2 separate regions of the Homo sapiens genome follow, and region 1 is linked to region 2. Evidence: read pairs that join two places in POLR2A ChIA-PET (ENCODE). Cell type or tissue: GM12878. All regions are shown on one strand. Links, peaks and the distances in the headings refer to the core of each region. The heading gives the core; the rest is flanking DNA.

The links. Peaks named below come from ENCODE experiments on the same cell type or tissue, not always from the same donor. Only the 100,000 strongest peaks of a DNase experiment are listed, where the experiment ranks them.
Region 1: POLR2A ChIA-PET joins it to region 2 with 5 read pairs; 2 of 35 experiments call an interaction of 5 or more read pairs at or near these places.

What each region holds. Positions count from the first base shown.
Region 1 is chr2:157,934,418-157,942,610 of GRCh38, reverse strand. No RefSeq gene overlaps it. Among named protein-coding and RNA genes, the nearest start is that of ACVR1, 62 kb to the right of the region's middle. In GM12878, for the core only: no CTCF peak of the experiment used is centred there; no DNase peak of the experiment used is centred there.
Region 2 is chr2:157,462,387-157,470,579 of GRCh38, reverse strand. LOC105373712 (a long non-coding RNA gene) reads left to right here. Exons shown (of 4, transcript XR_923513.3): 4 at 5,553-6,034. Among named protein-coding and RNA genes, the nearest start is that of CYTIP, 22 kb to the right of the region's middle. RefSeq lists enhancers at 1,220-1,439, 5,610-6,809. In GM12878, for the core only: no CTCF peak of the experiment used is centred there; no DNase peak of the experiment used is centred there; H3K4me3 peaks cover 96 bases; H3K27ac peaks cover 1,623 bases.

The DNA.
Region 1 (8,193 bases), core at 1,397-5,396, 470 kb before region 2:
TGAGATCCCTTACTCTACAGGCCAAAGACCCAAAGTTAGGGTTGTGCCAAGTACTACATAGGGCAATCCCAATTATACTTTTGTGAACCAGAGGAATGACAGCTAGTTGGGAAAACAAACCCAATAGGCCTGCTATAAGCAAGACTTTGGTCATAACACTGTAAGGCCTCATTCTAACAGGGAGACCATGATGTTACTTTGGGTCTCTGGATTTTGATGTCACCTCAGACCTTTGCCTCCCACAATGTCCAAAATATTTGGGATACCTGAGTAAGTGGGCATTTGTCCCTTTGGAGAAAGACTAGCAGGTATTATTAACACGTATATTTGGCTGGGCACAGTAGCTCACACCTGTAATCCCAGCACTTTGGGAGGCCGAGGTGGGTGGATCACCTGAGGTCAGAAGTTCGAGACCAGCCTGACCAACATGAATAAACCCCATCTCTACTAAAAATACAAAATTAGCTGGCCGTGGTGGCTCATGCCTCTAATCCCAGCTACTCAGGAGGCTGAGGCAGGAGAATCGCTTGAACCTGGGAGGCGGAGGTGAGCCGAGAGATGTCGCCACTGCACTCCAGCCTGGGCAACAAGAGCAAAGCTCCATCTCAAAAACCAAAGAAACAAACACACAAAAAAATGTATATTTGGCATGAGGTTAGGGTCTATCCTTCTGGAAGCCTGGCCCTTTTTTCAGTCAATGGGTTCTGTAGCTGAAAACGAATTTAGATCCAGGAGCTAAATTGCTCTCAATTTAGTTGTCACCCATATTCAATTTCTTCTGATAGTACAGGCCGAGTTATACTCTTACTGTCAATATATTTTGCCCCTATGGATACTGTATTCCAACCATCTCCTTTACTCTCTGACGGTCAGGCCCTTTTGGTTATAACCCTATGAGTCTGCTACTCATTTAGATAATTATGTCAATGTGGCTTCTGGCAGTTCCTACCATAACACACCCTCTATTGTTTTGGAATCCTAACATCCCCACTGCTTTTATTGAGTCTACTCTGTAATGGCCTCTCCTAATATTAACCCTGTCTAATAAAGAAATCCCAGCACTAAACATTTTAGTGATGCTGGTACCCCTCTCACCTGTGCATTACTATGGCCTTGCTAATGGTGTGCACAATAGTCCCTCTCATGGTACATAATCATCTGGTGAGTCTTTCAGCATTACATAGATATTTAATGCCTATTTCAGCATGCCCATTTCCTTAAGCTTTTAATCCTTTCCTCCACTGCCTACCATAGCAATTCTGGCATTTCAACTTTAGTATGGTTTGTTATTTTCTGCATGCTTCTGGGATCTATACTAGTAGTGAGTTGCTACCGTCTCCTCAGATCCTTGACAGAGTATTGAATCTTGTATTTTTGGAGAGTGCCCCAAATAAATAAAGTCTCTCCTATCCAATATATTGTTCCAGATTGCTTAATGGTGCACCCTCAGAATCCAGTGCCAATAATGCCAACCAATACATTCTGTTTAGGTCTTGCAATTCCTTTGGGTAGAGCTTCTTTTCATCCTTATCAAGCCCAGCAAATCTGAAGCTGTATTACGTTGGAACTTAACCCTGGTTATAGATCTAGTGGCCAGGAAGGGAAATGGGAGCAAATCAGGAGGCAAATCATGTGCCTACAGGAAAAGCCCTCTCCATTGTCTTCAAGCAAGAAGGATGTGCTAACTCTTGGAGAGGGATGGTCACTTCTGCAGACCAGGAGAATTCAAAGAAGCCTAGGGGTTCAAAATCTTAAATGACATTCACCCAAATCTCCCCAGCTCAAGGGACAGTGTCCTGTTTTTCCTAATCTTGGCCCTAACCTTAGCATAACAGAATTGCTTTAATTCTGCATTTCCTTTCTTGCCATTATTATTACTAATTAAGAAAAAAGCCCTCTCTGTCTGTATGTGTACAAGTGTACACACATGCATGTACATCCAATGAAGTGAATATGAATTTAAAGAAATCTCTAGAAGAAAATATCAAACTTTTAATACTGGTTAAATACATGAAGGAGAGTACAATGAAAAGCTTTGGAGAAAGAAATTTGCACAATTTTCTATACATTCTTCCATGTCTAAATATTTTTTGCAAATATTTGTATAACATTTTAAAGTATTAGGAAAAGTAAAAGGATCAATCAACGTAGGGGAAGAGAACTGGAAGAGGGAAGAAAACTTTAGCCATGTCCTTTATTCTCTCCTAAGAAGTTTGACCTCACTTCACCCAACCCAAGAGGAGAGAATGAATGGGTGATGGGCATTGAGAGCTTGTGCGATGAGTCATTTCCTTGCCCCTGGAGAAGGTGGGAATGAGGAGAAGGGGGCTTACTGTCCGTAGTCAGCCATACTCTTTCATTCCTCCTTCAGAAAGGGCCCAAGGGCTTGGGGATTGCAGCTCTGATCCAGGGACCATGGGAACCACATGAGAGGCATATGAACCTGGGTACATTGCAGAAGGATGATTCAACTAGGGACAGTCATGAGTGACACCACAGGAGGAGGTGTATCTGTGCAGAAACAGCTCTTCACAGCTTTTTGGAACATCGGCATGGTAGGAAAGGGCAAAATAATCTATATAAATAAAGTTAAGTTTCTGTCTGTTAAAACAATTGATTAGACAGATTTTCAATACATTTGACAAAGGTATTTAGAATCACATATTGGTTTTCTGTAGCTACTATAGTAACAAATTACCACAGACCTGGTGGTTTCAAACAACAGGAATTTATTCTCTCACAGTTCTGGAGGTCAGAATTCCAAAATTGGATTCATAAGGCAGAAATCAGGGTGTTGGCAGGAACATGCTCCCCCTAAAGGCTCTAGGGGCCTTGACTCTTCCAGTTTCTGGTGGCTGGCAGTATTCCTTGACTTGTGGCCATGTCACCCCAATTCTCCTATGACTTCACATCATCTCTCTGTGTAGATAAAACTTCCCTCTCCCTCCCTCCTATAAAGGCCCTTGAGATTCCATTTAAGGTCCACCGTAAATGTAATTTGGATAATCTCCCCATCCCAAGATCCTTAACTTAATCAAATCTATAGAAACTCTTTATCCTTATCAATTAACACTTACAGGTCCCAGAGGTTGCAACTTGACATGCTTGGGAGCCATTCAGCCTACTGCAGATGGACTGAATTAAAACATGCAACACACATGAAGTTAATGTTGGGAATTCTGGTTTTTCAAAGAGCAGTCTGCTTCTAGAGAACCCAAAATTGAGAAACAATAGCAGTTTCGTGTATCTGTCAATCAGAAGAGAGCTATGGTATGTATTAAGACACCAATTAGAGAAAATAATTGGTGGCTTCAAAGTCGAGCTCTGCCTCCCCAACTCAACCTATTGAGTAGAATTTCTGCATTTGATTCTTACCCTGACTAAAGGCATAAGAGTCGACACTGATGTGTAGGCTTCAGTTCACAGGAAGTCTGCTTCTCACATGAGCAACTCCCTATAGCTGACTTCTCAGTAATAAGTAGGGATTTATTTGTGTAACCATGTAGAATCCAAGTAGGAAGTCAAATTGTAGTAATAATACTAGCTAACGTTTCTTGAGCATTTATTATATCCCTTGTAATGTGCTAATTGCCTCTCATGTATTGTCCTATTTAATTTCAAAGCAAACTTTTGAGGTAGCTTGACTCACTAAGGCTCTTTGATTATATCCACCACAAGCAAACAAGATTAATTGGAAGGCCTCTGGGCTGGCTCACAAATCAGGAGAGCTGCAAAAACAGGGTTGGTAAGGACAGAAATAACAGCAGTTCAAGTGTGAAGAACTCAGTTCTTGGTGCTTTTCTCAGTTATCATTGGATAACTATCTAGATGACCTTTCACCTCTGTGGGTTTCCACTCAGAGTTTGAATTCCAAGCAGACTTAATCTCACCCTGGTGGGACAGAGCCACAATCATTGGCTTTGCCTGGGACAAATGCCCACCCTGGGCCAGGGGAGCAGGTTCAGACATGAAAAAAGAGTGAGGAGTCGGGTGCAGTGGCTCAAACCTGTAGTCCTAACACTTTGGGAGGCCGAGGCGGGTGGATCACCTGAGGTCAGGGGTTTGAGACCAGCCTGGCCAACATGCCGAAACCCCGTCTTTACTAAAAATACAAAAATTAGCTGGGTGTGGTGGCACATGCCTGTAATCCCAGCTACTTGGCAGGCTGAGACAGGAGAATCGCTGGAACCTGGAAGGCAGAGGTTGCAGTCAGCCTAGATCATGCCACTGCACTCCAGTCTGGGTGACAGAGCGAGACTCTGACTCAAAAAAAAAAAAAAAAGTATGTGTCTCAAACACTATTTTGCAAGCGTGAAAGAAGGAAGAGATAGAATTGTGACGTTAAGTTCCCCAAGTCACTAAGCAAGCTGATAGTGAAACTATAATATATCTTTCAGTCTGTGACCTTTGGAACTCTCTGATAAGATGCAGACTACTTTAGCCATGTAGTAGACAGCTGATGTTTTTGCTAGGCCAGTACTGTGGATTAAATTGTGTCCTCCCAAAATTCACATGTTGAAACCCTAACCCCCCAATGTGATGGTATATGGAGATAAGGCCCTTGGGAGATAATTCGGTTTAGATAAGGTCATCAGAGAAGAGTCCTCTTGATGGGATTAATGCCTTTATAAAAAGAAGAAAAAGTTACCAGAGCGCTCTCTCTGCCACATGAGGACACAGCAAGATGACAGCTTTCTGCAAGCCAAGAGTGTGTCCTCACCAGAACTCATCCATGCCAGCACCCTGATCTTGGTCTTCCAACCTCCAGAACTGTGAAAAGGGTCTCTGTTATTTAAATCACCAGTCTATGGTATTTGTTATAGTTGGTGCCCAAGCCAACTAAGACAACCATGCCATCCATGCCAGCACCCTGATCTTGGTCTTCCAACCTCCAGAACTGTGAAAAGGGTCTCTGTTATTTAAATCACCAGTCTATGGTGTTTGTTATAGTTGGTGCCCAAGCCAACTAAGACAACCATGCCATCCATGCCAGCACCCTGATCTTGGTCTTCCAACCTCCAGAACTGTGAAAAGGGTCTCTGTTATTTAAATCACCAGTCTATGGTGTTTGTTATAGTTGGTGCCCAAGCCAACTAAGACAACCAGCATCCGTACCCCTTATTTTGGAAGCAGCTTTCCAATTCTAGGAAGTATTTTTTTTTTTTTAGACAGAGTCTCACTTTGTCACCCAGGCTGGAGTGCACAGTGGCATGATCTTGGCTCATTGGAACCTTCGCCTCCCAGGTTCAAGTGATTCTCCTGCCTCAGCCTCTCCAGTAGCTGAGATTACAGGTGCCTGCCACCGTGCCCAGCTAATTTTTGTATTCTTAGTAAAGACGGGGTTTCACCATTTTGGCCAGGCTGGTGTGAAACTCCTGATCTCAGGTGATCCACCCATCTAGGCAGTCTTAATAGGAAAGTCAAGGCCCGGTGCGGTGGCTCACACCTGTAATCCCAGCACTTTGGGAGGCCGAGGCAGGCAGATCACGAGGTCAGGAATTAGAGACCAACTTGGCCAATATAGTGAAACCCTATCTCTACTAAAAATACAAAAATTAGCCGGGCATGATGGTGCGCGCCTGTAATCCCAGCTACTCAGGTGGCCGAGGCAGGAGAATGGCGTGAACCCGGGAGGCGGAGCTTGCAGCGAGCCAAGGTCGCGCCACTGCACTCCAGCCTGGGTGACAGAGTGAGACTCCGTCTCAAAAAAAAAAAAAAAGTCAAGCACAGGGCCCTCTACCAAACCAAGCCAATCAGACTCTCCAGGGAGAATGACAGAGAGACTCTAGGTGGGTGAAATGGGGTTATTCTCATGGCATGACCTAAGGAAAGAAGGTATGTATATTTCTGACTAAGATTCGGTAGCTTCCTGCTCCTCTTTCTTCCCAAGACCTGGCTCATCAGTGTTTCCTTTAATTCTGTAAGCTATAAAGTGTCCTTCCAATAAATTCCTTTTTCCATCTAGGTGAGTCAGAGCTTCTTTCAGTTTTTTGCAGAACTGATTCAGCAATGGTAGCTGGGAGTGAGCACTGCAAGCAACAGAACTGCTGTGGAAATAGCAGAATTAGGTGCAAGGCAATGAGAATTCCCCAGTGTAGTTTAGAAAGCTGAAGCCAGTTATTTTTCTTGAACTTCCCAATTCATATATTCACCAATAAATTTCCATTTTTGCCCAATCTAGTCCTGATTAATATAAGCTACTTATGCAAAATGCAAGGACTTATGCTAGTAAGGTGTTTCTCTTCTTGTGGTTATTTGGTGAATTGATGTGGGCTGCCGTTGTGTATGTGCCTGGAAGCACTTTTTTTAACCCATTAGAGTAGCCTCAATGCACATCAATACCTGGCCCCAAACCAAGCCTTTGGCTTTTATAACCCTCAAGCTAATAAATGAGAACTGGAAATTTAGGTGCACAGAGAAGTACCCAACCACACTCCCCTTCTAAGATTATTGTATTAGAAAGAGCCTATGGAAAGCAAAAAGGCAGAGCACAGCAGGCGAGCATAATAATAATGATGACCACTATTTGTTAAACCCTTACTATGTGCCAGACATTGGGCTATTATGTCACTTAATCCTGGAAGAGCAATACTATTATGTTTTGTTTTGTTTTATTTTGTATCTAAGGTTGAGCTGCAGAGTCTCAGAGCTGAATTGATTCAATCAGTCATTCTTTTCTGTTACGGGCATGATATAATCATCTGTCTAGACATGACCCCTATTTTTTATCTTCTTTATCCTTCATCCCCAAGTGTATCTAATGTGTGTCCTTCCAATCTACTTTCCATAGACTTACAGATCCGTAAAAATATGTAGTATAGTGTCTGCTTTTAAACTGTATATAAATGAATCATACTGTATGTCTCACTCTGCAATTTGCTTTTTTTACTCAGCATTATGTTTCTGAGATTCATCCACGTTGATATATATAGAGAGAGCTAGTTCATCTGTTTAAACTGCTCCATTGTATGTGATCATATCAATATACTGTACCTTACTTAGGTATTTTCTCTTGACAGATATCTAGACTGTTTCTAATTCTTTCCTAATACAAAAAAAAAACTTCAATGAATAATCTTGTACACATCTCTCCATGCATTGTGCAACAGTCTCTCTAAGATTTACCTAGAAGTAGAATTGCCTTAGGCTATATATATTTTCAGTTTTAGGAAATCTTGCCAAATTACTTTTCAAAGTAGCTTTACTAATTTACACTCCCACCAACAGTATATGAGAGTTCTTGAGAGAGATAATATTTAGTATCTACATTTTGCAGGTGAGGAAACTGAGGAAACACAAAAAATGTCCAAAGTAAAATACTGTATCTATCTGAACCATGTCTATCTAGCTCCAGAACTACATTACTCAATGTCATGATAAGATATACACTAATTAACATAAGAAATATATTCAGCTGCAAGTGACAGAACCATCTACCAGTAGCTAAAGCAGTATAGGCATTTACCATCTCACTTAACACCATGGACTGAAGAGAGGTAGTTCCAGAGCAAGTCAGTAGCTCAGCTCTGGCAACACAGGTACTCTTCAGTTTTTTTATTCTGTCACCCTTAGCTGTTTTCACCCTTATCTTATCTCTTCTCAGTCCTATGATGTCTGACATCGTTCTGACATTGCGTTTGAGTTCCAAGCAGGAAGAAAAGGGTTGAGGTGGTGGTGTATGCAGGCAGTGGTACCATGAAGCTCTTTGCTTGTTCTCCTTTTTATTGGAAAGAAAAATGCCTTCCTTGAATCTTCACTCATCCAAGCCTACTTCCTTTATCTCACTGGTCAGAATTTGGCCAGAGCCCACTGCTGAAAGAATTTCAGGTAAAGTGGAACGAGATGATCATGTATGGTTTAGATAATCATGACTCAGCTACTGGGGCTAAGGAAGGATCTGCTTTCCTGGATCTAAAGCCATCTTCAAGTCTAAAACCTGTTCTGTTAGTAAGAAAGAAAGGAAACAACTCTTGGATATTGACATGGTTTTTCTTCCAACTTGGTATCTTCTTAGATTTCTTTGCTGACATCCTCATCCCACTGAGTTGTTAAATTCTTGCTTGGTCCTGGTCCTCTTCTCTTTCCAAGATATTTAAAAGAAGGCCAACAGATGGCCAACAGGCCAAATTTGAGTTTTTAACCCCTGCTGTATGCTCCCTAGGCTGATAGTATCCATTTTTATAGTTTTAATTA
Region 2 (8,193 bases), core at 1,987-5,986:
TAGGTGTCCTGTTGTTTCTCATCAGAGCATTGAAGAGATGGTTTCAGTGGTGGAGTAAGAGATGGACCCTGGGAGGCTAAGAATAGAAGCTGTGGTTAGCCCCAGACTATGGGCTAATGGGGCTGTATTTCTTGTTGTTTTGAAGTAATGTGAACCTCAGTGCCTTTTCTGTTGAAGCAGTCTGTGTGCTAATTACTTGTGATAAAAGGGTGCTTACAAGATATCAACAAGAGTCCTTGGCTTGTTATCTGAAGATGGTTTCCTTTTCCAAAATGAGGGGGAAATGGTCTGGAAGACCTGGAGCTGACTATGTTTTATCAACATGAGTTGACTATGTAAATCCTATGTACAGCTTGTTTGCTGGTGATTTAAACCAGCGTTTAAAAGTCCTGGATAACGGTTGTCACAGAATTCTTGTAGGTGATTTTTTTCCTCTTTCAAGAACTTCATATAGAGTTAATTAGGAACTCTTCATGCCCTTATACAATTCAATTTAACGTATCACTAAGAACTTCAAGTATGTAATTTGTATAGCCCACTCTTCATATTCATTAAAATTCACATACACATTTGTTCATATTCACTGCACAGTGATGGAATCAGAGAGGTTTTGTTATTTAGTCACTCTCTTGGTTTATTTAATCTCACTGAGTTTATGCCAAAAGGGATTTAAAGTGGCTAAATTAATAAAATTCAACAAAGTATTCCTGACCACACAGCATTTCTCTATTTTTTGGAAGGTTTTTCCTTCTAAAAAATTGTGGAGGTAAAGAGTTTTCTTATATTTTGAGTAGGTGAAATCATCCTCAAGTTGAAGAAAAGAAAACAAAAATTTTTTCCTGAAATGCCAGAAATTTGCATGGGGTAAAACACCTGGTTCGTAAGAAAAAAAAAAATCAAGCCCAGACATCCTTACCAAGCTGAAACAATATTTCATGTTTCTAAGATACTTGGGTGAGTTAAACCAAACAGGAAGCAGCAACAGAAGTCCCTGAATCAGAGAGGAACTGATCATTACTCATTTGACTTTGCAAGCAGAATGATGACACCATTACCCTGAAATCTAAAAAACTTAAAATAACTCCTTGTCAATTATGAAAATACTTACGGTTATGGTCTTCTGTCACGTAATCTCATGGGCAATTTCAACTTCTCCCTATCCCTTAGACTACTCCAACCCTTCATACTTCTAGAACTAGATCATGTTTTTGCAAACTTTTTAGAACATGGAACACTTTGGGGGAGAAGAAGGCTGAATCACCCCACTCGATCTTTTAAGTGACTTAGCCCACCCTAAATAACTTGAATGCGAAACCTACACAGGAAAACAAGTGAAAAAATTGGTAATTCTTTTACATAATTGAGATAATGTCTAGTTTCTTAAAATACAGGGAGAAGCTAAACATTAGATGTCAAACTATCGTAAACACAATTTCCTCGGCCACCTATGGATGACAGTCATCTGTAATACACAGACAACTTGTCACGCCCAGTGAACACCCTGAAGAAGGAGAAGCAGAATGGGGAAGTGGGATGGAGGTTTTAATTTCATGGTCTTTTGTGTTTTGGAAAATGTAAGTCAATGTGGCATTTGCAGAAGTTATCACATTGTTACAGAGCCAAATTACACCTTCCCTTGCCATTGTATCTAAAATGCTGGCTCCTTTTTATTCTTTGATATAAGGAGAACAAAAGGTATTTCTCCTTAAAGTAACAGTCAAATTTTGCCACTTGGGGCCCTGTGTTCATATGCCATGCCAGTGCTCAGCAGCTCCAGGTTTCTTAGATATTTTTATTAATTTTTATTGAGTGCTTACTATTGTGTCAGGTAGTCCTACAGAACTTTAATTTCCACAAAAATCCTATGAGGTTGGCACTGTTTTTTACATAGATGTGAAACTGAGACACAGAGATAAAATGCAGCTTTTCCCAACAACTTGGTTGCCTACTGTTCTCAAGGGGTATCTAACGTGTAGTACTCATGGGGTGCCTATAGGACTTGTTTAGCCTTTTTTCTCTTATTTTACCATTATTTTGAAACTTTAAACTGTTTTTGAAGTTATGAAGTAAGTACGTGTATAAAACCAGGATTAGAACATACAAAGAGACAAATAAAAAGAAGTCTTCCTTCCCTAACAACCCAGGACTACTCCACAGAGGTAACTATTTTTAATTTTATGTATTAGAAATTTTCTATGCCTAAACTAGATATGCATATGCATACACATTCATTTTTATGTATGGATCAATTAAGGTACATGTGTCGTACCTTGACATGGTTGACGCATCTGTGAACATGCTTGTCTCCCTGAATTCACTGTAAATTCTGAAGTCATACTATGTGTACCATTCTGGTTATCTGCTGTTAAGTAACAAATGATCCCAACACTTAGTGGCTGAAATTAACATTTATTTTGCCCACAGACCTGCAGTTTGAACAGGTCTTTGCTGGAAAACCTCATCTTTGCTACACTCAAGATCAGCTGGGGTGGTGCAGGGATTAAGGGCTGGAATCATATGAAGGCTCAGTTGCTCACATGTGTGGTGTTTGATGCTGGCTTTCAGTTAAGTCCACAGGTGACCCTGCGGCTAGAACACCTTCACGTGGTCTTTCCATGGAGCTGCTTGGCTTTCTCAGAGTATGGTGGCTGGGTTCCCATCAGACGCCCATCAGAGCAGGGCCTGAACAACTGGTATCATTGATGTTGGCCCTCTGACGTTGAAACTAGGCCTGTAACACCAGCTGAGGTCTGCTGTTGAAGAACACATCTGAGCAAGCATAGCAAAGTAGGCTGTGCATATGAGAGATGTGGAGACAGGGTGGAAGGTCATACTCATGGATTTGTTTTGGAACTCATCCGGTTATGTCTTATTTTGTCTTTCTTATTCCTCTGTATTCTCTTCTGTAATGTCCTTCTTACTGTCACACTCAGTTTCCAAGTCAGCTCTCAGCCTCCTCCATTCCCTGGATATTGATACACTTGTTCTCTCCTGGCATCACATCACTTTAACTGATAGCCTGGAATCAGCCCAACCTGGCCCCTGGCAATACATCAATTCCCAGCATCACACACATGCATTCCCTTGTAGGTCTTCCCTCATGGGGGTCTTCATTTGGCCATTCAAGCTCCAAGGGTTCTACTCTCCTTCCGAGTTTGGCTCCAATAGTGTTAGAGTAAACAATAGGTAATAATGTGTTTACAAGGGCTTAGAATCAGAGACACTATTGAAGAAGACCTTCTTCTGCTCATATTTAAGTATATTTGAAAAACAATTATCAGAGGGCCAAGGCCAATATTGTTAGCTAAATATTTCCGGCTACTTATAGGAGATGTCTGCCATGCTACCTACACTATTTTCTTCACTCAAGTGGGTATCCATAGCATTGACTAACTCCATTTTCCTTTTAATATAGTTTATGATTATTTTTATAGCTTAGACTATTCTAAACCATTCCTTTGAACAGATCCTTAAAGGCCCACCTCCAGCTGCCTCACCATTGCCATCCAAGCACTTCTCCTACTCATAAGATTCAGTGGTAGAGTATGACTTCATGGTAACCACGGGGGGGTTGCCCGATAGAGGAAGATGAAGCAATTGAAACGAATTTCATGACAGCCTTTTGATGTTCAGGCCAGATTCCCTGAGGGGACATTGGTCTGAAGAGATGGTCAGACCTTCCATTTTCTAGTTGAGCTCAAGATGAGTATTTCGCTTCGCTTTCAGAATGATTGTTTTTGGAAAGCTATGAAATGTTATTTATTAACCTTCCATTGCCAATGGCTTCTGTAGTGTGAAATAAAGAAAAAATTAGATTTCCCAATGTGGCAAGGTTTTCATGAGTTAATTTTTGGGACTCAGAAGTTGAACACTGTTTGGAAGAGCTTGGCTGTAGTGGTAGTAATGAAATTGGGTCACATAACAGAGCAAAATTCTTAGGTTCCCTGCCATCACTGCTTGTGATAGCATCATCCTCCCTGGTCCCCAGGATGGTTCAGAGTTGCAAGTCCCTCTCCCATTGCTCCTTATGCCTAGGATTCACAACTTGCTTATCCTTCTGCAGTGTTTCTTTCTTCTACTCTGTCCATTTCTTATCCACGGACACTGCTCTAGCACAAACTTTTTTTTTTTTTAGACAGTTTCCCTCTGTCTCCCAGGCTGGAGTACAATAGCACAATCTCGGCTCACTGCAACTTCTGCCTCCCAGGTTCAAGGGATTCTCCTGACTCAGCCTCCGAAGTAGCTGGGATTACAGGCATGTACCACCACACCCGGCTAATTTTTGTATTTTTAGTAGAGTCGGGGTTTCGCCATGTTGGTCAGGCTGGTCTCCGACTCCTCACCTCAAATGATGCACCGGCCTTGCCCCTCAAAGTGCTGGGATTACAAGCATAAGCCATCCTGCCTGGCCTCTAGTACAAGCTTTAATTGACTATTTTTAAGATGGTGGCACTAATTGAACTGGTCTTCAGCTTTCTTCCTTCCAATTATCTTATAAGCCACTGTCTTATCAATTTTCCTAAAATCCCCATTTAGTAACGTATGCCTTTACTCAGAAAGATTGGCGATTCCTTTTTGATAACTGAATCAAGTTCAGTGTATTCATTACACCAATGAGGTGCTCGGTAGTTCTGTCTTACGCAGCTGCCCACATTCCTGCCATACCAGCTTTGTCGCCAATCTCTGATAGCTCTCCCAGTTTTCTCCTCTTGATGACTCTCCTTCTCATTCACATGTGAAATGCTGGTTCTTCCCTGGTACCATTTCTGACTTGAAATTGTGCTGATTCTCTAAATTTGTCTTTCACCTTCAAAGGCAACCTCGGCTCCCTTCTGAAGAGGAGATGAATTTCTCTGTTGTGTCCTTTGAATGGCTTTGTGCTGTTTTCTGTCTTGTACTCTGTAGAGGTGGGCATGTTGAGTTATTTTGCTAGACTCAAGGCTCGTGCAGGGCAGAAGCTAGGCTTTGCTCACTTCAGCATCACGTTCTCCCACACTTAGAGCCAGACATGTTGTAGGCCTTTGCTAAATGCTGTTGATTTGAACAGAATATTCGCAGATTCTCTCCAGGAAATGGTTGAGTTTAATCTAGACCATCAACTCAAGTTTTTGTGTCTATAAAATGTGTAAAGCAAATATGATAAGAAAGTAGGTATGATTAATTTGATGTCAAGTTACTCTGATCATATTTCCTAAATCAAGACATCAAAACGTGATTTCATAAAGGATGTTTAAAACCTATAATTGACAAAGGACAATAGGACAGTTTCCTCCAAATTGGATATATTAAATTTGATTCCTTTTATATGTTAGCACATAACAACTAATGACTCTTATAGCTGCAAAAATATATAGTAGTGCCAATGGTTGTTTACTCAATATGCTGTCATGGGAAGACTTTAAATATTTTGGTATATGTATCTTTTTAGTTTTTTAAAGAAAGCATACTTACATTTGCCTTTATAAAAACTTGTATAAATGTAAGGGGTACAAGTGCAGTTTTGTTACATGGTATATATATCTTATGCCTTTATTTTCCTCATCTCTTTTTAGAAGTGAGCTCTATCACATGGTACGTTTATGAGAAGAGGAACCAGCAATGTTTCCTTCCATCTTCAACTATACTAACAAGATCCATCTGATGTGTAAGCTAGTCTGGGAATTAGGGGCACAGAAAATTGCATATTAAAGTCATACAACGTTGTTTTTTAAGAAAAGCTCTTTCTGTGATTTGTTGCTCCAAATCTTTCTTCTCTTGTATTAAAAACTATAATGTTGAGAAATGATTCTCTTTGCACCTGGTAACAATATTTTAGTAAGCCTCTTTTCAGTTTTGAATAGTTTGTCATTTTTCCATGAGTACCTTCAGGTCATACATATACTTGGCTTTTAAATTTTTTTTTGGAATGCTATTGTAATGGGCCTGCTGTTCAGTCCCACCACACACTTAGCTACTTCTTTTGGGTGCTTGGGTGCAGATTTTCCTTTGAAGCCAGTCGGAGCTACATGCACAGATGAAACGTGTGGCAGGAAGGGGACATTTCCCACCTTCTCCTCTCTTGGGCCCTTTCATCTCTGTGTGGTGATGTTTTCCACTCCTCCGTAGATAAGAATCTTTTTGTAAATTTCCCATATTTAACACCAAGACTAAATGCTGTTAAGCAACATCAGTCATTCTCACCACATCCACTGAGATTAAAAGTGAGTCAGACAATTAGGTTACTCTGGCAGGAACTGTGGCCCCACAAACTGATTTTTGATAGTGTCTTCCAGCATGTTCTCTACTGCAAATGCTAGGATTCAGGCTAGGGCAATTTCCATTTTGCCTCCCCCTTTAAAAAAAAAGAGAGAGAGAATGAGATATATATTTTAATCTATTCTGGATACTTTCTCTGCTTTTTTAGGGCCAGATGGATGCTCAATGATACCGCTCAGTTCTTACGTGTGGTCACTGGATTTCATCTAACCCTCTTCCCCAGAGGTCTTGCTTAACACTGAAAAACTAAAAACTTAAGAAGAAGACTATCTTCCCCTCCGCCCGCCCCACAAAATGGAATCTTGCTCTGTCACCCAGGCTGGAGTGCAGTGGTGCGATCTTGGCTCACTGCAGCCTCCGCCTCCCGGGTTGAAGCAATTCTTCTGCCTCAGCCTCCCAAGTAGCTGGGATTACAGGCATGCACCACCACGCCCAGCTAAATTTTGTATTTTTAGTAGAGACAGGGTTTTGCCATGTTGGCCAGGCTGGTCTTGACCTCGTGATCGGCCTGCCCCGGCCTCCCAAAGTGCTGGGATTACAGGCATGAGCCACCGTGTCTGGCCCAGAAGAAGACTATCTACAAATTCCCTTGACAATCCATAGCAATAATGAATGGTCTTTCCTTTCAGGAAAGTGCCACCTTAAGTGATTGCTTGAAGAGAAATAACCAGTTGGTTCTTCTCTGAGGGTCTGAAGAGTGCCAGGTCTGCCATGTCCTGCACTCCTTTAGATCATCAGAAGACTTCACAGGCCAGTCCTCGTGCTGACCTGACCATTCCAGACCCTGTAACTGAGGTCTTAGCTTCTTCTTGGTTTCTTTCTCAGAATTATCTTCCAGATCTCTACAACCTAGGAAAGGCTAAAACTGAGGCTTTCTTTACCCTAAAATTATTTCCCACATTTAAGTTTCTCCTACACGAAGTAAACTCAGTGGAGGAAGCTTGCTTTTCACCAACCAGCTCCACTCCAGCTCTTTCAGTTCTGAAATTTAAGGATCTGGAAGGGACAGTCCAGAGACGTTTTAACGAAAGGAAACTAAACTTTTGACTAAAGGACATTATTTGCTTTTAACTAAAGGAAATTCTTAATTTTAACTAAACGAAATTCTTAGTTTTCCTACGTGTGTGTTTTCATATATGCTTGGGGTTGAACATTGAGGGCAAGTGAAAAGTGTTCTTTAAATATTCAGATATAAACTACATTTACTATTAAACTAATCTAAAGGACTCGCCTGCACCACCAAGAGTAATTTTCTTTTAGAATAAACAAAACAAAATTTTGTTTGGAATAAATTGCCAACCAGTAATTTACGTTTACTAACTTATTTAGGATAATTTTCCACGTGTTCTTCAGCAAACTGAATACTCTGTTACTAGATAAGTTTCCTTGTCTATAAAATTAAGCAGAGGAAGTAGATTGTCCCAAAGATGTTTTTAACTATAATCATATTTTTTGATTTTGTGATCCTAGAAAAACTTCAGTGTTTATCCTAGATAAACTTCAGTATTTTCAGTGTGGATAGAAAGGTGATTAGAAGGGACAGCTGGGCAGAAAGACATTAAGTACAGAGTTCAAAGTAATTTGGGAGTCAAATTGGATCCTCTCTCTTCCTCTGAGGAAGTGTTTGAATGACTCAGGAAGGGCCTCCAACCTTCTCCCCTCCTGCTACTTTTTCTTCTTTCTCTTCTTCTTTGTCCTCTTGTTTTCCTCTTTGTTCCCCTTATGCTCCTCTATTTTCTTCATTCTTTCCTTTTTTTTTTTTTGAGGCAGGATCTCGCTCTGTCACCCGGGCTGGAGTGCAGTGGCATAATCACGGCTGTCTGCAGCCTCAACCCCTGGGCTCAAGCAATCCTCCCATCTCAGCCTCCTGAGTAGCTGGGACTAAAGGCACAAGCCGCCACACCTGGCTAATTTTTAATATTGTGTAGAGATGGGGTC